3 separate regions of the Homo sapiens genome follow, and regions 1 and 2 are each linked to region 3. The links are chromatin loops, found by intact Hi-C in ENCODE. Cell type or tissue: CD14-positive monocyte. All regions are shown on one strand. Each heading gives the region's core, and the rest is flanking DNA. Links, peaks and the distances in the headings are about the cores only. Region 1 overlaps DNER (delta/notch like EGF repeat containing). Region 2 has its middle 11 kb from the start of PID1. Region 3 has its middle 60 kb from the start of PID1.

Region 1 (10,753 bases), core at 1,153-9,152, 85 kb after region 3:
CACAGTACTTGAAAGGACTAGGTGCACAAAATAACCAGAAATTCTTGTTCCCTGGCTAAGTGGAATCTAGCAAAGGCAATAACTTTATCCAACAAAGAAGGAGTTCTCTTCCTTCCCATTAAAATTTCTGTAGCCTTTAAAAATAAATAAGTAGGTACAGGCCAGGCAGAGTAGCTCACGCCGGTAATCCCAGCACTTTGGGAGGCCAACGCGGGCAGATCACTTGAGGTCAGGAGTTCGAGACCAGCCTGGCCAACATGGTGAAACCCCGTCTCTACTAAAAATACAAAAATTAGCCGGGCATGGTGGCACACACCTGTAATCCCAGCTACTCAGGAGGCCGAGACAGGAGGATTGCTTGAACCAGGGAGACAGAAGTTGCAGTGAGCCAAGATAGCGCCATTGCACTCCAGCCTGGGTGACAGAGCAAGACTCTGTTTCAAAAAAAAAAGTAGGTACAATGTACAATGTAATTAAATCTATAATCCAGTGATCTCATTTCTGAGACTCTATCCCTAGAAAGAAATCTGGAAAGTAGGAAAACAATGTAAAGATATTAATTCCAGAAATATTTGTAATAGCCCCACATCACATGTAACAACAAAGCAATGGATAAGTATTCTCTCATGGGAACATTACAAAGCCATTTAAAATAAAACTAGTAAGACTTCCTAGCAATACATAAATCAAACATAATATCCTATTATGAGTGAGCAGAACAATATAAAATTGTAGGTATACTCAATTATTGAACAGTAAAAACATGGATACTAAAATCAGAATGGAAGCAACACAGATTATTATGGCTCATGTTATGTTGTAAAAACATGAGTAATTATGAATTTTCTCTTTTCTTCTAAATATTTATTATTGTTATATTATTTTCAAAATTAAAAATCGAATTTTTTTTCTAAATTGTATCACCAAAAATTTCAAATATATATATTGTTGATCATTTCATTGGATCTTCTAGAAATAAAAATCAATCACTATGGGGCTGTTCCTTAACCTTTTGACAATATGAGGTATGAACACTTAACAAAGTCTTAGACGTTCCGTCACAAACCAGGCTTGAACTAGTTTTGAAGGACACAGCAGTATTTTGGTTTGTCTGAAGACGGGTTACACAGAGGTCCTCCATGAATTTTGCTTTCTAACAATTCCATAATCTACAGTGAAGACTTACATTCCATGAAAATGTTTAAGTTGGTTTCCTTTACTTAATTCATGTGTTAAACAGTAGTTCTAACTCAAGTAAAGGTAGCCATTGAGCATTTGTTCTGTGCGAGCCACCATAGTAAGAGCTGTAGAGAATTTAAAAAGAAAAAGAGCCTATGTAGTCACTGTCTTTCCAGAGCTTATGATTTAGTATAGGGAAGAAGAAAGTCTGAAACCAAAAAGAATTTAATACAAGGCTAAACATAATTGTCATGGCAAATAGAAAGAAAATAGAGAGTTAAAGGAGGAAGAAGCCACATCTCTTTGGGGGTCAACATTTCAGACAGTGGATACAGCCATAGGAGTGGATGAAAGCAAAGAGGAGGGAGAGAGAAAGGGGCCTGGAGACCCACGTCATTCATGGCATCTGGGAGACCAAGACTTAGTGAGGGCAGAGAGGAGAACCCCGTCAGGAATGAAGTTGCAGAAGACACAGCAAGGCGACGTGCAAGAGGGACCCCAGGGCTCAGTGGGGCAAAGGGACAGGAACGCTGGCTGAGTCAGAAGTGGAAGGGGAGGCTTCATAGATTTCACCAAATGACTTCAATTACTTCACCATGAATTTTCCTGAAACCTCTTTTAGTGGAATGATGTGGACAAGGGCCAAGAGCCATGGTTGAAAAAGCAAAAGGGAAGAAAGGGACTTTAAGCACAGCAGGGACACAAAAAGTCAAAGAAGAGGTTTTTAAAATTATTATTTATATGGAATTTACTTAGAAGTCTAAGAACTTTTTTTTTCTTTAGCAGCCCAGTTTTTCTAGAAGGGCTTATTTGAAAAGAATTCCCTTCTCATTCCTAGCAATTCCTCTCTAAGAGTCTTACATTATTATTATAGACAATGGTTTCTGGGCCATTCTTCAGTTTTGGTTATCTGTCCATTCTTGCTAGGGTAATATATGAATGTAACAATAATTGCAGCATTATAGTGGGTTTTTCAACATCTGGCAGAAGTTCCCCCTCATTGCTTTTCTTTTTCTTTTTCTTCTTCTTTTTTTTTTTTTTTTTTTTTGACGGAGTCTCGCTCTGTCACCCAGGCTGGAATGCAATGGCACGATCTCAGCTCACTGCAATCTCCGCCTCCCGGGTTCAAGTGATTCTCCTGCCTCAGCCCCCTGAGTAGCTGGGACTACAGGCATGTGCCACAGCGCCTGGCTAATTTTTGTATTTTTAGTAGAGATGGGGTTTCACCATGTTAGCCAGGCTGGTCTCGAACTCCTGACCTCATTATCTGCCGGCCTCAGCCTCCCAAAGTGCTAGGATTACAGGTGTGAGCCACCGCCCCCGGCCTTTTTTCCTTTTTCAAAATGTTCTTAGCTATATATTTGGCTGACTCCCTATTGCACTCATTCTTTTTAGGAGGATAAATATATATACATAGAGAGGGTGTTATATATATAGTGTTATATATAGTTATATTATATATATCCTCCTAAAAATATAAAAACTATATATATAGTTTAAAAAATATCAATATTAAGCAGTAAAAATTACCACTTAAAAAGTATATATATAAAGTAAAAAGTTAAAGCTTAACTTTATCCCTAAAATACTACCTATCTAAGTTCTAACTCCAGGTAAGTACTAGTTAGGAATTTAAACCCATCCATCTGACAGTTTCCTGAATGTATACAGACATACGATATGTAAATATATATTGGCAAAAATATTTCCAAAAGGGGGAAAATGTCCATCCCCCCACGGAGAGAAAAGCACAGGATCATGTGGCCTCTCACTTCCCCTCACTCTTCCTCTGGGTGGAAGAGCATGATTAGATCCTCCTGTCTCTCCTTTAATTCCTTCTACCTACCCTCCCCATGTCCCCACCACTCTTAGTTTAGAAGTTCTACCATTTACTGCTACATTACTAGGGTTTACCTCCCTGTTTTCAGCAGCCTTATTTAAACCTAAACCTAAAAGTCTTTATAAATATACTAAAATTAAATAAACACTTTATCTGCCCATTGGATTTGTCACCCAGGCTGGAGTGCAGTGGTGTGATCTCAGCTCACTGCAACGTCTACCTCCCAGGTTCAAGCAGTTCCCGTGCCTCAGCCTCCTGAGTAGCTGAGATTACAGGCACCCGCCACCACACCTGGCTAATTTTCGTATTTTTAGTAGAGACGGGATTTCACTGTCTGGTCTTGAACTCCTGACTTCAGGTGATCTGCCCACTGCAGCTTCCCAAAGTGTTGGGATTACAGGTGCGAGCCACCACACCAAGCCAGGAGTGAAATGTTTAACACACTTGTATGCCTTTCAGTCTTTCCTATCCTCACCCCCTTCAACACATGGCTTTGTTTTAAATAATATGAAACCACTTTACTTGTTGAAATTTTTCCTTAAGAGCAAGAGTGGTGGACACAGCCTAGAGTGACCCCTAGGGAGTCACACCCTTGTGTAATTCCCTCCCTTTGAGTGTGAGCTTCCAACCAAGAGCAAATGGCAGTTAAGACATTTTGAAGATGCAATTAAGGTCCCTAATCAGTTGACTTTGAGTTCCTCCCAGGTGGGCCTGGCCTAACCAGGTGAGACCTTTAAGAGGGTCCAGGCTGGGTGCAGTGGCTCATGTCTGCAATCCCAGCACTTCGGGAGGCCAAGACAGGTGGATCACCTGAGGTCGGGAGTTCAAGACCAGCCTGACCAACATGGAGAAACTTTGTCTCTACTAAAAATCCAAAATCAGCTGGGCATGGTGGTGAATGCCTGTAATCCCAGCTACTCAGGAGGCTGAGGCAGGAGAATCGCTTGAACCCAGGAGGTGGAGGTTGGTGTGAGCCGAGATCACACCATTGCACTCCAGCCTGGGCAATGAGAGTGAAACTCCATCACAAAAAAAAAAAGTCCAGGCCTTCCCGGAAGTTCAAGACTGGAAGCAGTGGGGTCTCTGTCATAGTTGCTAGCTTTCAAAGAGCAAGCTGTCACAAATCCTACAGCCACGAGGATATAAGTTCTGCCAATAACCTAAGGGGACTTGGAAGCTGATTTCTCACTATTCAAGCCTCAGATGAGAGCTCAGTCAGTCAATACCTGGCTTTCACCCTTGTGAGCCCCTGAGCTGGGAATTGACTAAGCCACACCTGGACCTAGGAAACTGTTAGGTAATAAAAGCATGTTGTTTAAGCCAGTACCGGGTACTGATTTGTTATGCAGCAATAGATAGCTGATACAGAAGGCGGATCTACTTTTTTCAAGAGACTTTCCTTCACCATTATATTACCATTCACAATCACATAAATATCAAATATTTAGATTTATGCCTGCATTTAAAGGCATACATCTCTTCCTTCCATTCTCCATCTTCCCCTATCTGGATATCTTTGTTTTGATTTAGTTCCTATTTGGTGGCGATGCTTATTAAGGTACTTATCTTAGGGTATAGGGTGCTATATTTTCTGTATCCTTGAATGTATGGCAATGTCTTTCTTTTGCCCTCAAATATAAACAACAAACTCCTAGTCCTTTTCATTTAAAAGTCTGAAACGCTGCTCTGCTATTCTTTACCTCATGATAGAGAGGGGCAGTACAATGCCGATTTGATTCTCTTTCTTCTGTATGTAACCTGTGATCCCTTCGAAGAATCTTGTAAAAAATTCTCTTTATCCTTGCAGTTACAAATTTTACCAGGAAATCTCAAATTGTGTATCATCTCCTTCATTAATCCCATTACTGCCCTGTGAGCCCATTCTATTTGAAAATAAGACTTTCTTCACCTCACAGACACCTCCTTCTAGGAGTTAGTTAATTCTGCTTCTATTTCCACATGCTCCTTCTTCTGGAGCACCCATCGCTCAGGCAGAAGCAGATCTCTCAAATCTTTTCTCCATGTTTCCTGTCTTTTCACTCGTGGTTTCCACTTCCTCATATTTTGATTCTCTCATGCACTAGTTCCTCCTTTTTATTCAGATCCAAATTCAATTTTGAGTAGTGTACATTACTTTCTTCACTTCCTTTCTTGAGTGTTTAGAGCTGTTGTTGCAATTTTTGTTTTTATTTCCCAAAACTTTTCTCCCTCTCTGAGTTGCTGGCGTGGGCTAGTGTACTGGCCAGGCTAGTGGGTGGAAATCTTGGCAGAGACAGACAACATAACACATTCCCCTTCAGGGATGGATGGGCAGCCAATGGGGCCCTGTGTACTAAGGCATGAGGCAGAGAGAGGCCTCCCAGTTTGGTGTTCTCAAGGCCACAAAAAATGGGGGGGCCAGCTCAGCCTACTGTGCAATTTCCTTAGACAGCAGCCCGTAGCCATGAGATCAGTACACCCCTCTGCCTCCTAGGGTCAGACGCAGCACAATTACAGCATGCACTTCCTCTCTATAAGCTGAAGGATTTTTTTGGACTAATCTGTTCATTGAGTCATCAGTTCTCTCTGGAGCCCTCATCCCCTGTTCTTGTGGTTAAGCAAAGGCTCCCAGCACACATACCCTTTCTTGAGACCCCAAATCTTCAGATGACCCCATTCAGGGTCATCTACCTTATTGAGCCATCCCTAGCAGAGAGTCAGGAGGGATCAGAGATATTGAATGTCAATGTGAGCTGCCATCTTCCTAGAATCTTCATTTGTTCAGAGTAAGAAATCCATGAAAATATTTATACACATGGAAAGGAGCAAGGGGAAAGAAGGAGGTTGAAGATATGTAGAGAGAAAGGTAATAGATAGATAGACTCAGAACTGAGAAGCCTGAGAATGAAGCCAGCACATCTGCTGTTGTGTCCTGGTAGATGTTAGTGGAGTTTGGTTCTAACCGAACGTCATACTCCAACAGAAGCATCAGATCTGTGGAACACAAAGTCAAGACCTGGCCCAGCTTCAGCCCTCTTATCCAGGAGCTTAATCAAGTTTTCAGTGTAGCCTACAAGGCCATGAGACTTGCCAAAAAGGTTACTAAATAAAGGTAGGTTCATCCAAAGAGAAGCAACGGTGAGGGCAATGCAAGGTCTCCAGCCAGGTGGATGGCATCAAGCAAGCAGCAATAGGAGCAAGCGGTTGAATGAAATGGCTATAAATAGAGCCCACAAACGCATTCCAAAATCTAAACCCGGCCCCGTAGTTATGGCTTAGAGAAATGTGTGCAACAGCTGATAAATAGGTTCTCCTGGAACAGGGCCGTCTGAGGATATCTGGGCTCCAGGAAGCCTTGCCATCCACAAAACGTGGCCAGAGGCCAGTGAAGATGCTGGGAAAGGGCTTTAGGAACCACGCTGACCAGGCTTATAGGGGAAGAGCATTACTGTCCACCTCATAGGGTTCTCGGGGGGATTTAGTGAGCTATGCACATTAGGGGTTAGAACGGGGTCCACACATTGGAAACACTCTGTCAATGTCGCCTGTTTTTAATAAGCATTAACTTACTTGCTGATACATGGGACTCCGCCTGCCTCCTCCCCAAGAAAGCACAGCATTCTATCTCTGCATAAGAAGCTTTATAGGACGGCATCCTTCCTCTTCCACAGTTTTCACAGCCATGGTCTCTAACCTATGTCTGACAGTCCATCTTAATATTACTTTTTGTTTTCAGCTTTTTACACATTCAATAAAAAAGAAAGCGAGGATCCACAAAGAACAGGACAGGAAAGGGGGTTGTTTCTCAATCTATCAGGAAGAAACCAGAGACTTGCAAATTGGTCTCCTTGGACCGATTAATCATGCCAGCTTCAGCATTTGATTGTTATTCTGAACAATTCATGGTCCAATTAGAGGTTTATGCATTTACACTGAGAAATACATGACGTCATTTAGAGCCATTCTGGCACAGGAAGGCCAGGCGGCCTCTCACCTTTGTATTCTGCCAGGCACACACACTCATAGCCATTAACGAGGTCCCTGCAGGTGGCTGCATTCAGGCATGGAGCGGAGAGGCACTCATTATATTCCTCCTCACAGTAGAGGCCATGGTAACCTGAGGGACAGAGAGAAAGGCCCACTGTCAAATGCATCCCATTTACAACCCACGCGGGACCAGCCTGCAAGGAAGGCAGTTGGGGGTATTCATTAGAAAGTATGGTATAAACAGATGGGATTTCAGGAGCTAGATCTCTTGGGGTAAAGTTGAAAGGTGGATTTGGGGGAAGGCTATGAAGAAAGCGCCTGTTCTTATCACACTTTTTCATGATCCCAAGTATAAAAGAAGTGATTCCATTTATCCACTGACATTTTCATCATAGTGCATCCAACAGTGCTGGTGTTAGGGTGATCCAGTCACTGAGTGTGTCTGCTGTGGCCATCAGAGATAGTGAATGAGCAGGATTTACGGCAGGGGAGGAGCAAACAGCTCCCTTCAAGAGTGAGAACCTGGCTCGGTGTGGTGGCTCATGCCACCACAAAGTGCTGGTAATCCCAGCACTTTGGGATACCGAGGCAGGTTGATCACTTGAGCTCAGGAGTTCGAGACCAGCCTGGCCAACATGGTGAAACTCTGTCTCTACTAAAAATACAAAAAATTAGCCAGGCGTGGTGGCGGGCGCCTGTAATCCCAGCTACTCAGTAGGCTGAGGCAGGAGAATCACTTGAACCTGGGAGGCAGAGGTTGCAGTGAGCCAAGATTGTACCACTGCACTCCAGCCTGGGCGACAAGAGCAAAACTCCATCTCAAAAAAAAAACAAAAGAAAACAAAAAGTGTGAGAGCCACATTAGAAAAGTATATCTGTATTTCCTTTTCAAGTCAGAAAAGAAAATTAGCTCAAAATGCTTAACTGAAATTATTGATGAAATGTGAGGGTATTTTTGTTGTTATTGCTTGTTTAAAGATATGATTATATAAATTATAATATTTTAAATTGTACCTAAATGTTTAAATTACTAAAGAAATAATCATGTGAGTGAAGAGAAAATAAACCCACAATTTCTTGATAAAGTGGATTTTACCCTCCTATTTGCAAAACAGGTGTTTATTCTAAAGGACAAGAAGACAACATTCTTTGAGATTCATTCATGAGGGTTATGCTGTTTTCAACTTTTGAAAACATGTGTTACTGCCAATTTGCAGTGAAACCAGGCCATTTTTGTCCAGCCCTGTCCAAACAATGAAAAACATGTGAGTGTTTTCAAAAGTCACACTGACTGTGTTCGTTCTGAATTCAGATAAGCAGAAAAAATAAGCCCTTATCCAAGTAGGAATTAGAACTACTAGCTTTTCCCTAGCCTTTCCAGCTCACAACCAACTCTCAAACTCAGAAAGTCCCATTAGAACATGCTAATATGTTGAACTGCTTTGTTTCTTGTGCCTATCATAAAAGTAGGTTAAGCTCATATTTGCATTATTAACAGAGCACTTTTCAAATATGTTGCCATTTCAGTTGTTTTTGAACAGCTTTCCAAATTTAGGTTGTGATAATGGCCCCTTTGAGGAGCCCTTGACCTACCTAAGACAAATATACTATAGTTTTCAATTCTTCTGAAAAGTAGTATGTTACCCTACTTTTTGTAACTTTAGGGAAATATTTCTATTACCCTTCATTAGATTATTTTCATCATGTAGATAAGAGGTACTCAACTAGCAGCAATTTTGTCCCCCAAAGGACATTTGAAAATGTTTGGAGACATTTTTCGTTGTCACAACTGGAGGCAGGGGGAGGGGTTGCTGCTGGCATCTAGTAGGCAGAGTCAAGAGTGCTGCTAAGCATCCTACAGTTCTACAGGAGGCTGCGCAGGACAGCCTCTCACAACAAGACTATCCAGAAAAAAATAACAATACAGCCAGGTTGAGAAACTCTGTTCTAGACCAGGGGTCAGCAAACTATGGCCCACAGATGAAATCTATCCCAGCCTGTTTTTGCAAATAAAGTTTTATTGGGACACAGCCACAGTCATGCATTTACATATTGTCTATGGCCGTTTTAACACTACAACAGAGGACTGAGTGGTTGCAACAGAGACCATATGGCCTGCAAAGCCTAAATATTTACTGTCTGGCCCTTTGCGCAGAACAAGTTTGCTGATTCTTGATTTAGATTCAATGAAAGATCTTTCTTTTAACAAGAGTTTTGGATATTAACCCCTTATCAAATGTATTGTTTGCAAATATTTTCTGCCATTCCATAGGTCACCTTTTCATGCTGTTGATTGTTCCTTTGTTATGCAGAACCTTTTAAGTTTGAAGCACCACTTGTATATTTGTGCTTTTGTTGCCTGTACCTCGGATATCATATCCAAGAAGTCATTCCTAAGGCCAATGTTATGAAGTTTTTCCCCTACGTTTTCTTCTAGAAGTTTTATACTTCCAGGCCTTACATCTAAGCTTTTAGTCCATTTTGAGTTGGCAGTTATGTAAGGTACAAAATAATACAAATGGCCAACAGGCATATGAAAATAACATCACTAATCAACATCACTAAAAATCAGGGAAATGCAAATTAAAATCATAACAAAATATCACTTCACACCCATTAGGATGGCCATTATAAAAAACAAAACAAAACAAACAAAAACAGAAAATAACAAGTGTTGGGGCAGATTTGAAGAAATTGGAACCTTTGTGCACTGTTGGTAGGAAGGTAAAATGGTACAGCTGCTATGAAAAACTACAGAGGTTCCTCAAAAAATAAAAAATAGAACCACCACATGATCCAGCAATTCCATTGCTGGGTACTCAACCAAAAGAATCGAAAACAGGATCTGGAGAAGGTAATAGCACTCTCATGTTCATTGCAGCATTATTCACAATAACCAAGAAGTACAAACAACTTGATGTCCATTGACAGAAGAACGGACAGGTCAAGCAAAAGTGGTACATAATACAATGGAATATTATTCAGCCTTAAAAAGGAAGAAAATCTTGTCATGTGCTACAATATGGATGAACCTTCAGGACATTACATTACATGAAATAAGCCAGTCACAGAAGGACAAATACTGTATGGTTCCACCTATATGATGTATTTTTAAAATAGTCAAACTCACAGAAGCAGAAAGTAGAATGATGATGATTGCCAGGGTCTGCGGAAGGGGAAAAATGGAGAGCTGCTATTTAACTATGCAAGATGTTATGCAAGATGAATAAGTTCCAGATATCTGCTGGAAAACAGTGTGTGTATGGTAAATAATACTGTAATGTATACTTAAACATTTGTTAAGAAGGTACATTTAATGCTGTGTTTTTTTACCACTATATATATAAATATATATGTATTATTAAATATACATATTTTAACCACTATTATATACAGATATATATTTTACCACTATCTGTATATCTATATCTATATCTCTATATCTATATTTTACCTACTATATATATAGTGGGTAAAAAATACACAACATAAAAAATATATATAGTGGTAAAAAACATACAACATGAAATATATATATATATATAGAGAGAGAGAGAGAGAGAAAGTGGGAGAGAGAGTAAAAATATATACATATATATCCATGTATATGTAAAGAGTTAAGTGTCTTTTGCTTCTCCTAATATGAGAAGCTTTTTGAGGTCATTGTGGAGTACAATCACCAGCAGCACCTTTTCAATTGCATTTGCCCTCCTAGGAGATCTTTTAACAATCAACATGGAAGGGTAATATATAACCATAACCCTGCAT
Region 2 (10,753 bases), core at 1,944-9,943, 49 kb before region 3:
CAAGAATTACTTATCCTAAAACCTATAGGAAATGTTTGGGCATAACTTATAGAAATTAGGTTGTCTAGAAAAAAAGTCTCCACAATAAGAAAGATGATTCCTGATCTACCCTGGCCTTTGCTTAACTCAAAACCTCCATGTACAATTGTGCAGTGCACAACCTGCGCTGCTGAACATGGCAGCCCTGGCTAGACTACTTTTTCTCTGCATTTCATTCAGAGATCCACAGGACTACTCCATCATAAAATCATAAGGGAGTGGTGTAGATAAAGTTGGTGACCCTATGGATAAGAATTGGAGAGAGGTAAGGATAAATGAAATCTTCATCTTTAACAAGCTCTACCTGGATTGCAGGAAGAGTACTGCAAAAACTGTGGCTATATAGTCTGTCCTCTGTTTTTACTGGTCATATTGTAAGTGGCAGCAAGAAAGCAGGAAATCATCAATGACCTCTTAAAGTGCTGAAAACATTCAGGATTTATCTGTTGGTAGTGGTGTAGTGGATGTTGCAGCGTGCCATCCAGATACCCCCTTCAGGAGCACTGAGTTCATTGCCTCAGCAGCCAGGAACATCAGATGATGCTGGGAGTGTGAGCCAGTGACCCCGTCTGAGTCCCTCTCTTGGCATTGCCTTCGGCCAAAGAGAGCTGACTTGCTCAAGGTTTTGCTCCCTCCCTTGATGCAACCCACCTCCAAAGGCCGGCTAGTGTGGGGGTGTGAAGGCCTCAATGGGGGACAATCGTGGAGGGCCATCCCTACTCTAGAGCCTCCTATTGGATCAGCCAAATCTCAGTTGCAGCTGCCTCAAGAGTCCAGCTTCTCTTCTCATTCAAAATTCCTCATTTGCTTCCAGATTCTTAAGTAGGCATTTGGAAGCTGGACCACCCACTGGATAGTAGCAGGTAGAGTACTGCTCACTGCTGGGAGGTGGTAGGGTAGCAGGGCTATTGTTAAACCTTTCACCAGTGGTGAACTGAAATGGAATACAAATGGAAGGAAATGTGCTGATAGGTGCACTGCCCCCAAGCATTAGAGAGACTTAGGGGAAATAGTAATTATAAGGATTACAGAGTCAGATGGTTATTGCTGAGTGCTGTGGATGCATCAGAGAAAGACATGGAAATGCTGCTAGTGATTATGGCTCGTATGAAAGCCAGGGTGCTCCTTTGCAGCATATACAGAGACCCTCATCTCCTGCAGCTAAATGAGGGAGAAAGCTGAGGATCAGGTCCAGGAATTCATTATACAGACAGTGGAGCTCCAGAGAAGATTGAATTCACCAGTCCAGTAAGTGTTGTGGCAAGTTCAGAACCTTTAATGGGAAGGAGTGAAACCCTGAGGCTTAGGTTGTGAACACAGGTTTCTGCCCTTTGGAAATCTTGAGCTCCCAGGTTCTTCCATCTCTCTGCACCTTGAGAAATGGCCCACTTCTCTATTGAGAGTAGTGCCGCTTTCCTTGCTCGTGAAAGATGCATCTAACTCTGCTTTGCAAGATAACTATTTTAACATAATTGATTTTTATAAAACACTGCACATGACAAAAGCAGAATACACACTCTTTTAAAGTGCAAATGGACATTCACTAATATAGACCATACACTGCTTCATAACACAAGTCTTAGTAACTTTAAGAGAATTGGAATCATACAAAATATGGTCTCTGACCACAACAGAATTAACTTAGACATGGATAACAGAGAGATGCTTTGGAAAATCTGCAAATATTTAGAAATTAAACAATACACTATTAAATAATCTGTGGTTTAAAGAAAAAAATCACAAAGAAAATTTAAAAATATGTTTAGTTAAATAATAATAAACAACCAGCCTATCAGAAATGTTGTATGCAGCAAAAGCAGTATTCAAGAAGAATTTAGAACTTATATTTAGAAAAGAAAAGATGTCTACGATCAGTTATCTAAGCTTCTGCCTTAAGAATCTGGAAAAAAGAAAGAGCCATCTCATGGGGACTTTTCAGCATTGCTGCTTGGAACATAAAATGGCACAACCATTTCAGAAAACGGTTTGGTAGTTTCTTATAAAGTTGAGCATATGCTTATCATATGACCCAGCAATTCCACTTCTAGGTGTTTACCCAAGAAAAATGAGAACATATGTCCACACAAAGATGCAAGTATTTATAGCAGCTTTATTCATCATAGGCCAAATTGTAAACAACCTAAGCATTGATCAACAGGTAAATAGCCGAACATATTGTGGTACGTCCTTACGGTAGAATACTTCTCAGCAGTAAAAGGGAACATGCCACGAGCAAATGCAATGACATGGATGAACCTTAAAAACATTATGTTGATTACTTTAAAAAGCTCAACATCACTGACCATTAGAGAAATGGAAATCAAAACCACAATAAGATACCATCTCACGCCAGTCAGAATGGCTATTATTAAAAAGTCAAGAAAGAAGAGATGCTGGGAAGGCTGTGGAGAAATAGGAATGCTTTTACACTGTTGGTGGGAGTGTAAATTAGGTTAACCATCATGGAAGACAATGTGGTGAGTCCTGAAGGATCTAGAACCAGAAATACCGTTTGACCCAGCAATCCCATTACTGGGTATATAGCCACAGGAATATAAATCATTCTATTTTAAAGATATAGGCAGGCGTACGGTCATTGCAGCCCTATTCACAATTGCAAAGACACGGAATCAACCCAAATGCCTAGCAATGATAGACTGGATAAAGAAAATGTGGTACCTCTACACCATGGAATACTAAGCAGCCATAAAAAGGAATGAGATCATGTCCTTTGCGGGGACCAGGATGGAGCTCGAAGCCATCATCCTCAGCAAATTAAAGCAGGAACAGAAACCCAAACACCACATGTTCTTACTTGTAAGTGGGAGATGAACAGTGAGAACACATGGACACAGGGAGAGGAACAACACACACTGGGGCCTGTGGGGGGTGGTGCTGCAGGAGGCTGCAGGAGGGAGAGCACCAGGATAAATAGCTGATGCATGCGGGGCTTACTACCTAGGTGATGGGTTAATAGGTGGAGCAGAGCACCATGGCACACGTTTACCTATGTAACAAATCTGCACATCCTGCACATGTATTCTGGAACTTAAAATTATTTTTAAAAACATTATGCTGAGCAAAAGAAACTAGATACAAAAGACTCCATATTATATAATTCCATTAATATTAAATTCTAGAACAGGCAAAGCTTATATATAGACACATAGTGATGGAAAGAAGATTAGTAGTTTCTTAGGATTGGAGGTGGGGAATCCCAGGGGGCGGGTGGTAATTGAATACAAGTGGACATGAGGGAGCTTTCTGAAATAATGGAAATATTCCTGATTTTTATTGTGATGGTGATGAATCAAAACTCACCAAACTGTACACTTAATGCACATGCATTTAATTTCATGTAAATTATACCTCAAAAGAATTTATTTTAAAAATTATTTTTGATTTAAGTGATAGCCATGCCCAGTTACTTCTGATTTCACATGCTGAGAGGTCAGCAGTCAAGAAAAATACTGATCCTGCTGCAGGGGTCATTGACCTGCATTATGGAGAGGATGTAGGGCTGCTCCTATAAACACAGGCAGGGAGGCCTTCATTTTGACATTCATGTGATACACTAGGGTATCTCTTAGAACTCCCCTGCCCAGTTTTAACAGTAAATAAATAAATGCAGCAGTCATGGCCTGAGAAGGACATGGTGACCAGGAGTTGAGGTCCCTTCAGGTATGATGGCCCGGGTCATCTCATCAAGTGAACTGCTAAGACCAGCTGGGTTGCCAGCCGAGGTTGAATCAAACCTGGAATGGGTAACTAAGGAGGGAGATGATGCGCATCAGTGGGGCCTTGACTCCAGGTCACGGTGCATTGATGAGGCTGTGCTGACTCCCACTCATCTTTCCTTATAAGCTTCCTCAGGGAAAGAGACCTGTAAGAAACCTGGAGCCTCCAGAGTCAGACAGACCTGAGTTCAATTATCATTCCAAAAGCTCACCGGAAACTAAAACCACAGAAACAGTCCCACTTAATCTTTACATAAATACAATGTTCTAGAATTTTTAAATTTTGAATATTTTAATGGAGGGTCATATTCTGTCCTACTGACAATACATTAAACATTGGGCCCTCCATGTTCCCACTACGATCGCTGCAGTCAGCAGGCAGTCACCCTTGCTTCCTTGGGCTACCTACAGTGAGTCAATGTTCTCATCTTTCCTTCTCTGATATATAATTCTTCAATGGAATTAAAAATCCAGTTTTAGAACATTGTGTGGAATTAAGGGATACAGTGGAAATGTTTCCAAGTTTTAGTCTCTGGCGAGTTACTGAGCCTTTCACTATTTAGCTTCAGGGTTGAGATCCATCATTTTGCAATTCTGAGATTCCCCTCCACCCACTGAAAGGATCATTAATATTATAAGAGTGGATAAGGAAAGAGTCCTTGCTTTGTTAATCTACGGTATGTTTAACATGAATTTATAAACATCATAAACATTCCTCCTTAATCACTGTCCTGTGATGTCCTCATGAAATGTAAGAAAGCTTATGGTCTTCAAACATCAATAAGGACAGGCGTGTGTGCAGAGTCCGGGTCTGGATACCAGCCCCATCCCTGCCACTACAGCACCAGGTGACTTTGAGAAAGTCACTTCACCTCTCAGTCTCATTGTCTTCATCTGTAAAATAAATGATTTGGATTCGTTTACCTCTAAGCTCTGCTCGAGCTTTAAAATTTTATTATTCTATTCTTTGGCTAATGATCCCATTAAAAGTATATAATGTAGTACATCAATAACACTAATGGGATTCTTTAAGGCCCATGACTGCTTCACATTTCTTCACCATCATTCAAATCTATTTTCAGAATAGGAGTAGCTGTGTGATTTGCCCTTTGGGGATCTCCAACTCCAAATATGGTGCATAAGGTTAAGGAGCGAGATTAGAAGTTATTTTATATCCTAATATGTTGGTAGAAGGCAAAAAGGAAATCTCATCCCATAAAATAATGAATCCTTGGTTGCTAAGAACATCATTGTTATACTGCTAGTGGTGGTAGTATCAGTCCCGACAAGTTTCCCTAGAACTGGATAATTTCAAACACAAACTACTTCAGTGGGATTCCACCTAATGGGTTCCATTTGTGAGTCCAGTTCCATTTATCCTGTCGTATTTTCCATAGGATGTTATCATCCTTGACCCTCATTTCTGCCTAACATCCATCTAGCTGTCCTCTAGCCATGGTTTAAATGTATAGCGAGTGATTGCTAAGAACAGTAACTTTATTTTCTGAGCCAAAAATAAAAAAAAAACAGTAACCTTATTTTCTGAGTATTGGGATTACTCGGAATTCTGTACCTACCTAGTAGCAAGAAATTTTCCCGTGAAATAGTACTTGAATTCTCAGCACAGATTATAGTTTATGTGGACAATGGATAGAATATTTGAAATCGGAATGATTGTATTTCTAATGTCCCTACCAATGCCCAGAAACCGTGGTAGTGTGATTCTAACCATGTTCAAACCATAATAACAATCACTAATAGGTTGGCGCAAAAGTAATTACAGTTTAATGGAAAAACCACAATTCCTTTTGCACCAACCTAACAGCTATTACGTTTACTTTTAATGGCAAAACTACAATTGCTTTTACACCAACCCACCTTCTGGTAAACCCTTATCTTTGCAAGCCACTTGGCTCTGCGTCTTACTTCTACCACCGCTTGGATCCTCACAACAACCCTATGATGTAGGCGCTCTTATGAGTCCCATTTTGCAAATGACAAAACTGAGGCATAGAAGCATTAAATAATATACCTCAACTCACAATGCTAGCAAAAGACATAGCTGGAATTCATATGTAGGCATGTCTGGCTCCAGTAGTTCAAGTTCTTAGGCACTAGGCTAGACAGGACTGTCTCATCAACAAATTTCTAAGTCTAGAAGGACCTGAGAGACCATCTAATACAATCCAACTCTCTGAAAGATTAACTGATGTGTAAAAACTCAACTGGCTAGTTAGTGGTAGGCTAGGACCAGACCTCTAGAATCTCTGGCAGATATATTGCAACAAATAAGACCCAGGGTTTATCTAGTGGTCAAATTGTGCCAGCCACTGAGCTGTGCATATCTGAAATATATTATCTCATTAGTCCTATCAACAACTCCAGGCACTATATTACCTCTACCCTATGAAACAGGTAATTGAAGCACAGTAAGTTTATACAGAGTCACACAGAGCTAATAAGCCAGGATTCAAACATTGCTAGTCAGTCTCCAAAGCACAGGCTGTTGACTACCATCCACCAGGGCTCAGGTAAGGAAAATGGCCCAATGTGGTGGTTCCAAAGTCTCCTCTACTCCTAAGACCTGCACTCCACATCCCTGGGTTGAGTCTTGGCACTGGCCTTTCTTTTATCATCGTCTGAGCTCACTCCCTTTCTGTGGTTTGGCACTGACCACAGACTGTCTTTTGAGCCAGTTCCTGAGTGACTGTACGGAATCCCTTTTTCACTTAAGCAATTCCTAAAACTACGTTGACGTAAATCCAGCAAAGAGTACGAGAATAGTCATCCCCCAATTTCTCAATGTGTTTTAATCTTAAAAAATATTCCCCAAGAATTATGCAAACAATATGAATACTTTTATGACTCTTAGTACATGTTACCAAATTGTCTCCAAAAAAGATTGTGAAAATATACAGTCAGCAGCAAAATATGAGAATATCATGTCATCATTAGCATTGGATATTTTCATTCAACTCTATTAACAACTTTAAAAACAAAATGCTTTATTATTTTAGTGTGCATTTATTCAATTATAACTGAAATTGAACATTTTTCTGATATTAAAATAGTTGTATTTCTTTTATAAGTTATCTGTTCATATCCCTCTTTTTAATGCAACTGTCTGCTGCATATTTAATTTCAAAATTTATTACCATAGGTAATAAATATTAAATCTCTATGTTTAAGTGCTATTCCCTTTCCAACTTCTAATTTTGCTTCAGTTACTTATTGATTACAATGGTCAGAGAATTTTTGGTTTTATTGTTTATGTCCCTTATACCATCCTCTAATAATATTTTTTCACTGTAAGTCACAGTTTTATTCTTTTAAGATTCCCATATAAGACAAATAGTTTTAAATATGCTTGCTATTGAATGCCAAAAAGGCTTTAAGGCAATAATTTTTTTCTGATTATACTTTTTATACATCTCATACATTTTAGTTAAAATGTTCTTCATAATTCTATAAAACATACACTTATTTAGACAGCATTTTTGGGCCTGAGTTGTCAAAATATTTCAAGTTTATATTATTTATTTCTATTTTTATTGTATTACAATCAGACAATGTTATACTACTGTATATTATAATAAATTATTATTATTACGGTTTTGTATATGTGAATATTTGGCCTATTATGAAAATGCTTCATATGTGCTTCAGGAGAAATATACTCTTGCTTTTAGCAATACACACTGTAATATGTCTTTTAATCTTACTTTGTAATTATTTAATTTTTCTGTTTCCTTACCTTTTCTTCCAGAATGACTTTTAGAATCAAAATGTCCCATTTCTATCATGTTTATGTCATTTTTCTCCACATATGTTAAACATTTTTTGAGACATAAATGTCATTGCAATATTACTTGGATCATAGTTTCAGTACTACTGTTATTTACTAGTAATTCTAATTTTACAAATATAAAATAATTCTCTATGAAATTTAAGATATCTTGTTTGTTCCTATCTAATTATATTTACTTTGATTTCTTGCTCTTTATTGTTTATAGTTCACTGACATATTACTCTTACTGTTAATATTTTAATATCATTTTCCTTCTTTTGCATTTTCAAAAAATCTGAAACCTTATTTACCACAGACTTATTAGTAAATAAATAGTATTAAAAGTATTATTATACATATTATATATGTTATATTTGACTTCTGTATAATTTTTAGCTTGATATTTACTTTTTCATTCAATAATTTCTTATTGATATTTATTTTTACCTTCTTGATTTTTAAAAATATAATTTATACTGCTTTTTAATTCTGCTTCTAATTTCATGAAAGTTTTTTACATACATTTTCAACCCACATTTATCCTACTTTAAGAACTCATCATTTTTATGCCAATCATGGTGGACAAGAAATTTAGTGTGTAGGTTTATATTTTTCATCCTGATACTTATTAGATGTTAAATTATCATTTGAAAAAAAATAGGAAGAAAATTTCTCGGAAAATATAAGGCCGGGAGAGAAGTCTAGCCTTAGCAGATATTAAAACATATTATAAAGCCTCATAGCATTGACTCTTAAACATACAAAAATACCAACAGAACAAAACAACAAATACTGAAACAGACCCAAATGCATATAGAAATTTAGTGTACAATAAGGATAGCATCTCAAATTGGTGGGAAAATAATCAACTTTTTAAAAAGTGGTACTTGAATAACTGAGTAGCCAGATGGAAAAAAGATAAAAACTAGATTTATTCTTTTTTGGTACATTGAGATAAATGTAAAATACAAGAGAGATTTAAATAGGTAAAATATAAAATCTATATGAGTATGAAAGAAAATATAAATGAATTTCACTATAGGATAAATTTTCTATGATTCAAAATTTAGAAAATAAAAAAATTATAAATTTGACAAGACACAATATCTTTAGAAAATTTTTTATAGCAAAAAGTTTTGTAAGCAAATTATTTATTGATAAGTGACAAATAAAAGCTGAAAAACATATTTGAAAATTAACCACAGAAAAGTGCTAATATTCCTAATGTATAAAGAACTTATAAAATAGAGAAAAAGGGCAATAACTCAAAGAACACCAAACAGGATATATGAGCAAACTGTTCACAGAAAAAAAAATGTAAATGGCTCTTAAAATGTGAAAAGATGGTCAATCTTGCTCATAATGGAAAAAAATGAATTAAAACTACATAAAGATATCACTTGTCACTATTAGATTGGCAAAATAGAATATATTTTTATAACATATTGATGAGGTTGTAGAGAAACAAGTATTTTTGTGCTTTGCTGGTGGGAATGCAAATAGCACAATCCCTGTGTACAGGAATTTGGCAACATCTGCCAAAATTGTATATCCATATGGCCATTGACCCAAGAATCCTACCTCTGGGATGCAATCTCAAAGATATCCTGGCAAAATATGAAAAGATACATACACAGGTTATTTATGACAGTGCTTTTGTAATGCGAAAAGAAAGGAAGCAATTCAAATGCTTATTAATATGGAATTGATTAATAAACAATGGTACATCCACACAAGGAAATACTATACATCTGTAAAAGACTATCTCTATAAGCTATGGTGTTCTCCAGGATACATTGCTAAACAAGAAACAAAGAGTAAAGAACAATATACATAGTGTGGTGCCAAGAGACAGGGAATACACACATACACACACATACAAAATGGTAACTAATTGTGATGATGGATGTGTCCGTTAATTTATTTATGGTAATAATTTCACAATGTATACATATAACAAGTCTTCTCATTGTATACCTTGAATATGTAGTTATATTTGTCAATTATACTTTAATAAAGCTGGAAAGAATAATAACAAAAAATGACAATTGGTAAATAAAGAGAAAGAATCAAGCATTTCTCTTGACTTACCTACACAAACTATACTTAAGATAAACAAATTGTTGATGTGGCTAAGGGTTTTTGTTGTTTTTCAAGCATTTCAGCTAATAAATAAGAAATAACATTTTTCAATCCTCAATGAAACGATGAATCTAGAAAAAAATTTAGTTTCTGCTAAAAGCATTATGTAAAATACTAATGAAGGATTTATAAGGTATAATTCAGTTTGTTAGCATCTGCATACACCAAATAAACTAAATACCATAAAAGGAAGAGACCAGAGACTCGTCTATAGAAGCAAACACCAACAATTAAGGATTTTTGTCTTAAAAAAACAGCAATCAGATAAAGCATCTAGATCAGCCCTGTACATTATTTTCTAAGCAATTGAAGTGTGGCTAATTTGAACTGAGATATGTTATAAGGGTAAAATACACATGGGATTTTGAATACTTAGTACAAAAAGTAAAATACTTTATTAATATTTTAATATAGTATATATTAAAATGATAATATTGTGGATATACTGAGTTAAAATACTGCATAATATTAAAATCAATCTGACTTACTGCTTGTGGGAATGTCAAATGGTACACTCACTGTGGAGAAGAGTTTAGCTGTTTTCTAAAATCTTCAACCTATACCTACCATATGACCCAGTCATTTCACTCCTAGGTACTTACCCAAAAGAAAAGAAAGATTGTGTCCATAAAAGACTTATGAACAAATGTCATAAGTAGCATTCATGGGGGTGGTGGATATATTCAATATCTTGATTCTGGTGATGGTTTCAAATTGTACACTTTAAATATGTTCAGTTTATTCTATGTCAATTATCTTTAATAAAGCTATTATGAAATTAATTCCATCTGATTCTTAGTACTCTCTTTAGATATCTACTGGAAAATTTGCAATTACATATGTGGCTTGAATTACAATTCTGTTGGACAGTGCTGGTCTAGACCTAACCACCATTTTGTAGAAGATATGGGGGACAAAAAAGCACTTTAAGCAAACCATTGGAATTCAATCAACAAAACTCAGAATGTGGACACTGTAGAACAAATGACCAGATTTCTTCAACAGTTATATGACAAGGGAATTATGAAAATTAGATTAAAAAGGGAAT
Region 3 (10,753 bases), core at 1,673-9,672:
TGATTAATTAAAAAGAGGGTAGGAAAAAGAAAAATTAGAAAGGTATAGAATTTCAACATAAGTTTATTGATAATCACATGAAATATGAATGCTTTAAACACTCTAAGTGGTAGATTTTCATATTGGATAAAAAAGGAAGACCCAAATATATACTGCCTGGAAATTCACTTGAAATACAAGTCGAGTGTGGTGGCTCACACCTGTAATCCCAGTACTTTGGGAGATCAAGGTGGTGGCATCACCTGAGGTCTGGAGTTCCAGACCAGGCTGGCCAACATGATGAAACCCCATCTCTACTAAAAATAAAAAAATTAGCTGGGCATGGTGGCAGTCGCCTGTAATCCCAGCTACTCAGGAGGCTGAAGCAGGAGAATCGCTTGAACCTGGGAGGCGGAGGTTGTGGTGAGCCGAGATCACACCATTGCACTCCAGCTGGGCAACAAGAGCAAAATTCCATCTCAACAAAAAAAAAAGAAATGTAATTACATAGATAAGTAAAAATGAAAGGATAGAAGTAAATATACAATACAAACTCTAAATGCTAGAATATGTCTCTTCCCAAAATTCACATGTTGAAATCCTAACCCCCAAAGTGATGATATTAGGAGGTAGGCCTTTGGGAGGTGATTAGGTCATGAAGTTGAAGCCCTCATGAATGGGATCAGTGCCCTTATAAAAATGATCCAACAAAACTCCCTTGTTCCCTACTGCCATGTGAGGTTACAGTAAAAAGAGGGCTTTCAATGAAGAAGTGCATCCTCACCAGACACTGAATCAGTCAATGCCATGATCTTGGGCTTCCCAGCCTCCAGAACCATAAGAAAAAAATTTCTGTTGTTTTTAAGCCACTCAGTCTATGGTATTTGGTTATAGCAGTCTGAATGGACTAAGACACTAATGAGAAGAAAGCTGGCATAGCTGTATCAGTAATGGGCAACATAGGCTATAAGAAAAAATTATCAGGGGTAAAAAATTGTTTTCATAATGATAAGCAGAATCAATCCATCAGGCAGACATATCACTCCTAACAGTGAATACACCTAATTAAAGAGACGTCACTCCTAACAGTATATACACCTAATTAAAGAGATGTAATATAAGTGATGCAAAATCTGACCTAAAAGTAGAAATAAATACACAATTATAGTTAAAGATTTCAATACTGCTCTCTCAGTAATTGAAAGAACAAGAAACCAGAAAATCAATGAGAATAATCTTATCAAGCAACTTGACCTAACTAACATTTATGGAACATTTTATTCAACTATAGTAGAATACACATTCTTTCCAATACACATTATTTTCAATGCCTAAAGAAAATTTTCCAATATAGATTATATGCTGAATCATTTTAAAATTCTGAATAAATGTAATAGGCTGAAATAATAAAGATTAATTACAGAGAACTGAAATCAGAACCCAATAACCAAAAGATTTCTAGATAGCTAATCTCAAGATATATAAAAATTAAATAGGACCAGGGCCAAAGAAGAAATAGAAAACCTGAATAGCCTATAGCTATCAAACAAGTTGAATTTATCATTTTAAAACTCTACAAAGAAAACTTAAGGCCAAATGATTTTACCAGTAAATTTCATCATAAAAGTAAACAGTAAATTATACCAATTCTACAGAAATCTTTCAAAATCAGAGAAAAACAAGAAAAATACTATAAGAAAATAGCAAACCAGTAGCTCTCATGAATGTAGACTCAAAAATATTTAACCAAATATTAGCAAAAAAACCCATCAATACATAAAAAGAAAAGTATTTCATGTTCAAATATGGTTTATCCCTGGAATAAAAGGGTAGTTTAACATTAGAAAACCAGTCAATATAAATTCAACCATATTAACAGAATAAAGGTTAAAAAAAATCATATGACCACCTTATTGTATGCAGAAAAGACTTTTAACAGAATTAAACACTTATTTATGGCAAAATTCTCATAAACTAAAAATGGAAGGGAATTTCTTAAACCTGATAAAAGGAATATATGAAAAGTGTTCAATAATATGCTTAACAGTGACACACTGAATGCTTTTTCCTCTATGATGAAGAATAAGGCAAGGATATATACCAACACTACTTCCATGCAGCATTGTCCTGGAAGTCCTAGAGAGTTCAGTAGGAACTAAAAAGCAGAAAGAATGGAGACAAAGAAGGCTGCATTTACTGAAAGATGACATAATGATGAGTACAGAAAATTCTTTTAAAATTTCAAGAAAACGTGTAGCCTGAAATACATAAAAATCAATTATCTTTCTATATAATCACAACAAATAGTTTGCAAATGAAATGTCAAACATGAAGTTTTATAGAAGCATCAAAACATGAAATCATTACTGACAAATTCAATAACACATGTGGAAGTCTCATACTCTGAAAACTATATAAAATTGCTGAAAGAAATTAAAGGAGACCTTTGAAAAATGGACACATACATCATATTTGTGGATTTGAGGATTCAATATTGGTCATATGTTATTTCAACCCAAACTGACCCATAGATTTAAGGCAACCCCAGAAGGTTTTGTTTTTAGAAATTGGCAGGCTGATTCTAAAATGTATATAAAAAACAAAAGTACCTAGAATTGCCAAAATAATATTGAAAGGAATGGGCAGAGTTATATAACTAACACCAGCTGATTTCAAAACAGTATAGTTACGGTAATAAAGACAGTGGCACTGGTGTGAGGATGGTCATTTAGATCAACGTGGCCAAAACAGAGTCAAGAAAGAGAACCAATCAGATCATCAGCTGGTTTTTGGCAAAGATATCAAAGCTATTCAAAAGGATTTTCTTTCCAACAAATGGTACTATATATTCATTTGGAAGAAAATGAACATTGTCTCTTACTTTACACCATTTGCAAATATTAACTCAATCACAGTATTGTAGACTTAAATGTAAAGGCTAATCTATTAAAGTCATCTATAAGAAACAAATGCAAGAAAAAATCTTCATGATTTGGAGGAAGGCAGATTTCTTGGAGAGAAGACAGAGCATATAAATCATAAAAGAAAAAAATATAATTTGGACTGTATAAAAAATAAAGACATATGCCTTCCAAAGACTGCAACAAGAAAATGAAAAGGTGAGCCACAGACTGGAAAAAAATAGATACAAAACAGATAAATGACAAAGGCCAGGTGTTCAGAGTATATAAAGAAATGCTATAAATTAATAATAAAAAGACAACCCAATTTTTTAAATGGGCAAAGATTTGATCAGACATTTCATGAAGAATATATATAAATGGCCAAGAAACACTGGAAAAGATGCTCAACATCATTAGTCAAATTAAAATAATAATGAGACACTATAGTTGTGCACCCAAGTGGGTGATAAGTATGGTATCTGACATACCCAATTAAAAACACTGACAATACCCAATTTTGATGAGGACGTAGAGTATTTGGAAATGCTGTGCATCGCTTGAGGAAATGTAAAATTGAACAACTTATTTGGAAATCAGTTTGACAATTTCTTATAAAGTTAAATACACACTTAGCTATACAACTCAATAGTTTTACTGCTAGGTATTCACTCAAGAGAAATAAGGACGTATTTCCATGCAAAGACTTGTACAAATATGTTCATAGCATCGTTTGTAATCATCAAAAAGGGGAAAGGCTCAAATGTCCATCAGCAGGTGAATGGATAAACAAATTGTAGTATATTTGTTCAATGGAATGCTACTAAATAATAAAAAGGAGCAATCATGGGCAACTGCTTTGTTAAAACTCATAAAGTGATTCATAGACACAAAAGAGTACATACTGTATGATCCCATTTGTATGTCATAAAATACATAGACTTAAGTAGACAGCCAAACACAGATCAATGCATGCCTGGAAGCAGAGGTGGGAAAGATACCACAAATGGACGTAAAGAAGCTTTTTGGATGGCGGCTATGTTCTAGATACTGATTGTGTTGGTTAAATAGGTTTATACTTTTGTCAAACCTCATCAAACTGCACTCTTAAAATGGGTGCATCTTATCTTATTGTATAGAAATTGTACCTAATTAAAATGAATTTTGGAAAAATGCTGGTCATGGATTGGTAAAGAGGCTCTGGAGGAAAGATGATCAAGCAGCGATGGAGGAAGGTAGCAGTTTTCTGGGCAAGTTGGCCAGTGAAGAATTCCCATGGTGAGAAGGCTGAAATACTTTTAAAGATAGGACTAAGTCATATTAGATTTTCAGTCATTTAAGTGGAAAAGCCATGTTCACATATTTTCATTAAATTCAGTTGACCTACATGTGCCTTGTGTGAAGAGCTGATTTTCAGCTGGTAAAGTAGTCACATGAAACTTTTAACAGCCAATGCCAATTCTGACTGGGGGTGATTTATTCCTATTCTTTAGTGTTCATCTCCATACTTTTTTGGGTGTTTTTTTTCTTTTCTTTTTTTTTTTTTTTTGAGACAAAGTCTCATTCTGTTGCCCAGGCTGGAGTGCAGTGGTGCGATCTCAGCTCACTGCAACCACTGTCTCCCAGATTCAAGTGATTCTCCTGCCTCAGCCTCCCAAGTAGCTGGGATTACAGGCACGCACCACTGTGCCTGGCAATTTTTGTATTTTTAGTAGAGATGGGGTTTCACCATGTTGGCCAGGCTTCTCTCAAGCTCCTGATATCAAGTGATTGCCTGCCTTAGCCTCCCAAAGTGCTGAGATTACAGGCGTGAGCCACCGTGCCTCGCCATACTATTATTTTTTAATCCAACTCCAGCTTGTGTGAAAGCTTTTTGTAGAAAAAGGATGAGATCCATATCTGGGTCAGAATGGAGCACAGGAAAGAAAAGCTGTAGAAAGTGAGACACATGGTCTTGTGAGTCTGACCTCTGTTGGGTTCTCAGAGTCAGAAGGAACTGTGAGCCTGTGAGACCCTGGAAGTTGCCAGAAATTTTGGAGAGTCCATTGGCTGTTCCCTAATCATGAGCTAGGGGCCTGGAGTTAATTATTTTTGATGAAGTACATTAAATAAAAATAAGTAAATAAAATATTTCCAGCTGTCCTTTGAAATAAATAAAATGTTTTATTTATTTCAAAGGACAGCAGACAGCTGGCATATGAGCTATGCCTTCATTCACCCCATGAGCTATGAAATCACTCTTTCTTCCTAATGGGTTCTGTGCCTTGTACAGATATCTGTGATTGAATCTGTGAAATACTATAGTCTCTGGACTCAGCAATGAGCTGGAGGTCTAATTAATCTTTATATCCTCAGCACCTCGCATAGGATTTGGCACAGGAAAGTCACTCCGTAAATGCTTGTTGAAGTAACCTTTGGTTCTTAATACAACCAAGACTTCCCATCGTTCATCAAGTCTTGCCCTTATTTAACTGTCATCAGTACCCTGGTCAGGGTTCATTTCCATGCTTCCCCCTCCTGGCTTCCTCATTTCTTTATTTTTTTCTCTTGCAGATGGTCCTGTGGTTTCACTTCCTATTTGGTTTCTGAACTCTCTGAGCACGAGACTTGGAGACGTGGAGTCCTTTCACTGCAGCTTTCAAAACCTTTCTTAGGGCTGATATGACAATTGCTGGCACTGCGTAATTGCTGTGTGGCTACTTGAAAACTTCTCCACTAGAGACTCACTGAGAGCACCTATTCTGTTGAATGGATTTGGCACAAGGAGGAGGAGAGAAGACAAATGGCCTGGGCTGGTAAGAGACAAAAGTGCCGTGTGTGAGTCTTGGCCCACCTACCTGCTGTGAGACTCTGGGCAAATCACCTGGTCCCTCTCTTCCCACATCTTCTGATGAGCCTTGCTGCCTATTTCCTGAGTAGCTCAGTGGCCACCAGAGACCCCAGGCTCTTTATCAACATTTCAAGATTGTGTAAGTTCTGGCATTTTGTACATTATCAAAAAGAGAAGGCTAAGACCTAAGTCAGGCTAAATTTGATTCAGGAAAACACCTGACGTTTTTGTACTTAAGTATCGAGGGGTAAATCACATCTTTTGCACCTGAATCCGTAAGAACTGTGGCCTAACCCTCTTCTTCTGGAGAACTCACTTTCCTGTCTTTCTGAGACTCCAGCTAGATAGTCCTTTGGCAGATGTTGACCCCATACTACCTTCTCCGTGGGCAACATCTGAGTGCATGGTCTACCTTAGTGAAGGACCTCTCCTTGCCCCTGAAGCACTTCTATCATCCTGGACCTCAACGTGGAATGGTGACCCCTACCTGCCCCACCAGTCACGACCACCTTCTTCCAGCACCTCCAATGTGTCTGCCCTCCAGCACCACCTGCTCCCAACGTAAGACTGCTGGGGTGAGGTTGCAAAACTTGTGTCTCCCTTAAGTATGGCTTCTGTACAGGTTTGTACCCAGTTGTATTTTAATTAAAAGCTTGGCTCTCTAACAATGCAGGTTCTAAAGAGGCCTTAGTTTGCTCCCATTGCCAGTCTTCTTAGAGACTAAATTCAGTCAGCGGGGGAAGGCTTTGCCTCTGCTTAGGATTGGAAGCCTCCATATGCATAATTGCAGAGGGGCAGTAGAGGAGACTAAATGCTTATCTAACCTATGGTTTTTATCAACGGTGGTCGGTTTGTTATTATTTTTAAATGAGTTAGATTCACTTTAAGATGTAAATGGAAAATGGCTCCCAAGTTGTCACAGGCACAGTGCCAAGTATTTCAGACACTTATGAATATCATTAGATAATTATCATATTTGCTGTCAATAGCACTCATTAATCTCGTGTTCAGGGAGAGGAGCCCTTCAGAGCATAATTGCTGCAGTTAGAAACATCTCTATCCCAAGTGCCAAGCAATTCCATGTGACCTTCCCCTATAGACAACCCCATAGTTCTATGTGATGCCATCCTCTGTAGCCACACACCCCACCAAATTCACAGCACCTCTGCCTTTCCCCTAAGTAACTAAGGGTCTCATTCAATTCCATTCAACCAAATGTATGGACCTCCTTCTGTGTGCCAAATGCTGCCCTTGTGCTAAAAAACATAGATGTTCCACCTCAAGGTGTTCACAGTTTAGCGTTGCTGATAAAAAGGCAAGCAAATAATCTCAACTCCACGTAACATGCGCAGTAGGAGAAAGATGTGCAGATATGGTTCATTAAAAAGGAGTTACGCCTATAATCCCAGCAACTCAGGAGGCCAAGGAGAGAGGATTGCTTGAGGCCAGGAATTTCAGACAAGCCTGGGCAACATGGCAAGACCCCATCTCTAAAAATAATTAGGCAGGTGTGGTGGCACACACGTGTAGTCCCAGCTACTCGGGAGGCTGAGGTGAGAGGATCGCTTGAGACCAGGAATTGGAGGCTGCAATGAGCTATGATGGCACCACTCCACTCCACCTCCAGCCTTGGTGACAGAGTGAGACTCTGATTCTAAAAAAAAATAGAAAAAGAAAAGGAAGGAAGGGGCTCTCTCTGGAAGACCAAAAGAGGTCACCCAAAGAAGGTGATGTCTGTCTGCCTTTTAAAGAATGAATAGGAGTTTAGAATGCAGATTGACTGGAGGAAAAGTATTGCTATGTGAGGCTCCATTGCTTCTTCTTCTCTGCATTCTCACCCCCACGTTAGTAGACATATCTAGGGTACTGGGAGGTGGAAAATAAGAAGATAGAGTGCCCAAGGGATTTTACTTTTGAAAGGAAAGATAAGACTAGCTGGTGAGAAGAATAGATTGGCGGGAGGCCAAATGAATAATAATTACAGCAAACACATTACCACACTTACCAGATGCTAGGCGTGGTTCTAAGTGCTTTACAGGTATCAGCTCATGTAATCTTTGTCCCCATCTTATAGATGTGGAAAAAAGATTAGGTAATGTACCCAGAAACACACCGCTGGGAATGGGAGGGTAGAGAGTGAAACTCAGGCCTGCTGGTTCTTTATTCTGACAACTGTGAAACTACAGTAAAGGAACTATCCGGCCACATTTGGCGAATGCTTTCATTGAGAGCTGCATTTGAGGGGGAAGGGGTGAAATGCAAATGAAAGATACTGAGAGTAACCAAAGTGCCAACAGAGGACTTTTTTTTTTCTTGAAACTGAGTCTCACTCTGTCACCCAGGCTGGAGTGCAGTGGCACCATGCTGGCTCACTGCAACGCAATCTCTGTCTCCCGGGTTCAAGCGGTTCTTGTGCCTCAGCCTCCCAAGTAGCTGGGATTACAGGCATCCACCACCAGACCTGGCTAATTTTTATATTTTTAGTAGAGATGGGGTTTCACCATGTTGGCCAGGCTGGTCTTGAACTCCTGACCTCAAGTGATCCACCAGCCTTGACTTCCCAAAGTGCTGGGATTACAGGCATGAGCCACCAAGCCCAGCCCCAACAGATAGTGGGGCAGTGGCGCGATCTCGGCTCACTGCAAGCTCTGCCTCCCAGGTTCAGCCTCCCAAGTAGCCGGGACTACAGGCGCCCGCCACCATGCCCGGCTAATTTTTTTGTATTTTTAGTAGAGACGAGGTTTCACCGGATTAGCCAGGATGGTCTCCATCTCCTGACCTCGTGGTCCGCCCGCCTCGGCCTCCCAAAGTGCTGGGATTACAGGCTTGAGCCACCACGCCCGGCCTCCAACAGATAATTTTTAAGAAACTTTGCTATTTCTTTGCCCCCATGCCTGCCCCTAACACACATCACAGCTTTAGGTGTTTCCTCAACAGGCTATAATAAAGATATAAGTTGTCTCCCATGGTTTCGTATTCTGCTGAGCTAGTTTTTCTTTAAATGTGATGCCCTGCTGAGACTAGCACTGTCTGGGAGTGAGGGGAGCAATCAGTATGAGAAGAGTGTAAACTGTTCAGACAGAGGTGGCCAGATTAGGGAGAAAGTGACACAGAGGAGGGCACTGGGTGTTCCAGGGATGCAGGGGCAGCCTATGCATGGACATGGGACAACCTGCTGTTTGGGGAATTTCTCTGTAACACATGATGACAGAATTGAGTTCATTTTCCATCTCTTCCAGATTAGCCCAGAGACCATGTCCCAACAAAATGCCACCAGGAACTCATGTGGGACGGAGCTGGAAGATGCCAGCGGTTGCCCCTTCCCCATGTTAGTGCCTCTTTTCTCCGCACCAACCCTCAGTTCACACCAGAATGAGACTGCCTGCATTCACTTTCTGCTCTTACTTCAGAGAATGTGGCTTATTCTCAGGCAATGAACCAGAGGACAACAGACATTTTCTTTGAGGGAAATGCAACTTTTTGAAATTAAAAGGGCATTTTGTTTTAATTGAAGAACATTCAGATCAGAAACTGGGTTAAAAATAAACACTGCAGAGCCAGACACAGTGGCTCAGGCCTGTAATCTTAGCATTTTGGGAGGCCAAGGCAGGTGGATCACTTGAGGCCAGGAGTTCAAGACCAGCCTGGCCAACATGGCAAAAGCCATCTCTACTAAAAATATAAAAATTAGCAGGGCATGGTGGCATCGGCCTGTAATCCCAGCTACCTGGGAGGCCGAGGCATGAGAATCGCTTGAACCTGGGAAGCGGAGGTTGCAGTGAGCCGAGATCATGCCACCACACTCCAGCCTGGGCAACAGAGCGAGACTCTGTCTCAAAATAAAATAAAATAAAATAATAAGTAAACCCTGCAGAATCTGAGAGAACAGAGCTCTCGATGTGGGGGTCTGATCAGTTTTCCAAGCGTCAACAGACTGGTCCTTCCTAGGATGCGTGTTTCTTCTGCGGTCGTGTTTACACATTGGTTTCTGGCAAGAGCAAAGTGTTTGCTTGTGACCTTAAATAAAATGCAGACATCACCTCACTGAGTCTCATCAAAAGCAGAACTTGTCCTCTCATTCATCTTTGTCAGACCAGCAGGAGCAGCCAGGCTAGGTCATCCAGGGTGACAGTCTCCTTCTCCATGGAGGTGAAGATTTCATCCTGCATTCTGCTAATCGGGCTTGGGCCCGCCTTAACCCTGTGAGTGGTTAACACTCCATTAAGCCCCAGCATTTCACTATGGATTGTTTCTCACCAGGATCCGGGAATTAAGGACCATACAGGTAAGTGTGGGGTTGGTTTTCAAGGGTGCTCAACAGATACAGCCCTGGACTTTTAAAATAATATTCCATTATTCATTTTAAGGACCCCTCTTCTCTCTTTAAAAGTAAGATTCCTGCATGAGATCCAGACTTACAAACTCTCCGATCCCACTCTATGCCCCTACCTCTGGAACCCTCTACCTCTCCTGGAGGATGGTTCACAGGATGTGGGAGGGCCCAGGGGGAGCTGCAGTGGGGTTGCTGCCAGTCTGCAAGTCGGAGGAGAACTGTTTATCCTATTAGCAAAACCAACAGAGCCTGGCTTCGCCCTGCACTGAAAATTCCCCAGGGCACTGAGCAGCCTATGACAGACTATTTTGGAAACTGCTAGAAGAAGGGATCTGTTCAATGTTATTTACAATCCAGTAAACCATAGCATTTCCCTGGTCTAGCCAGATTTCTAACTGACCAGACCAAACTCTGCAAAGCTTTTCTAGTGCTCAGCAAACGTGGTCAGCTCACGGAAGAGCTGCTCATATTCCAGGTCATCATCTGAGCCTGAGCACGCAGCTACCATGGCCCCAAGCGACATGCACACATCTGGCAGGCACACTCAGTCCTGATTCTGTGGGGACGGATTGGGAGGGACAGGCAGACACAGGATGGTGGAAGAGTTGGGACTGATGTGGATCAGGGAAATGGCTAGACCTAGAATGTGTTCAGCAGACGCAATTCAGGCCCAACTTGCTCTCTGGTTCTCTGCAGAGATATTTCACAGGC

What was found. Peaks named below come from ENCODE experiments on the same cell type or tissue, not always from the same donor. Only the 100,000 strongest peaks of a DNase experiment are listed, where the experiment ranks them.
Region 1: a loop joins it to region 3, with 4 times the contacts of the local background. A loop is called at or near these places in 3 of 110 quality-filtered maps.
Region 2: it touches region 3 in a loop (4-fold over the local background); 2 of 110 quality-filtered maps call a loop at or near these places.

What each region holds. Positions count from the first base shown.
Region 1 is chr2:229,411,116-229,421,868 of GRCh38, forward strand. DNER (delta/notch like EGF repeat containing) reads right to left here. Exons shown (of 13, transcript NM_139072.4): 9 at 6,993-7,115. LOC107985994 (a long non-coding RNA gene) reads right to left here and starts at 135. Exons shown (of 3, transcript XR_001739917.2): 1 at 1-135. RefSeq lists a silencer at 2,201-2,419. In CD14-positive monocyte, for the core only: CTCF peaks have their summits at 5,591 and 5,795; DNase peaks (open chromatin) are centred at 5,126 and 5,416; H3K4me3 peaks cover 2,186 bases; H3K27ac peaks cover 5,002 bases.
Region 2 is chr2:229,276,850-229,287,602 of GRCh38, forward strand. No RefSeq gene overlaps it. Among named protein-coding and RNA genes, the nearest start is that of PID1, 11 kb to the left of the region's middle. In CD14-positive monocyte, for the core only: no CTCF peak of the experiment used is centred there; a DNase peak (open chromatin) is centred at 6,482; H3K27ac peaks cover 1,759 bases.
Region 3 is chr2:229,325,712-229,336,464 of GRCh38, forward strand. No RefSeq gene overlaps it. Among named protein-coding and RNA genes, the nearest start is that of PID1, 60 kb to the left of the region's middle. RefSeq lists an enhancer at 4,917-5,997. In CD14-positive monocyte, for the core only: no CTCF peak of the experiment used is centred there; DNase peaks (open chromatin) are centred at 5,450 and 7,910; H3K4me3 peaks cover 1,353 bases; H3K27ac peaks cover 5,741 bases.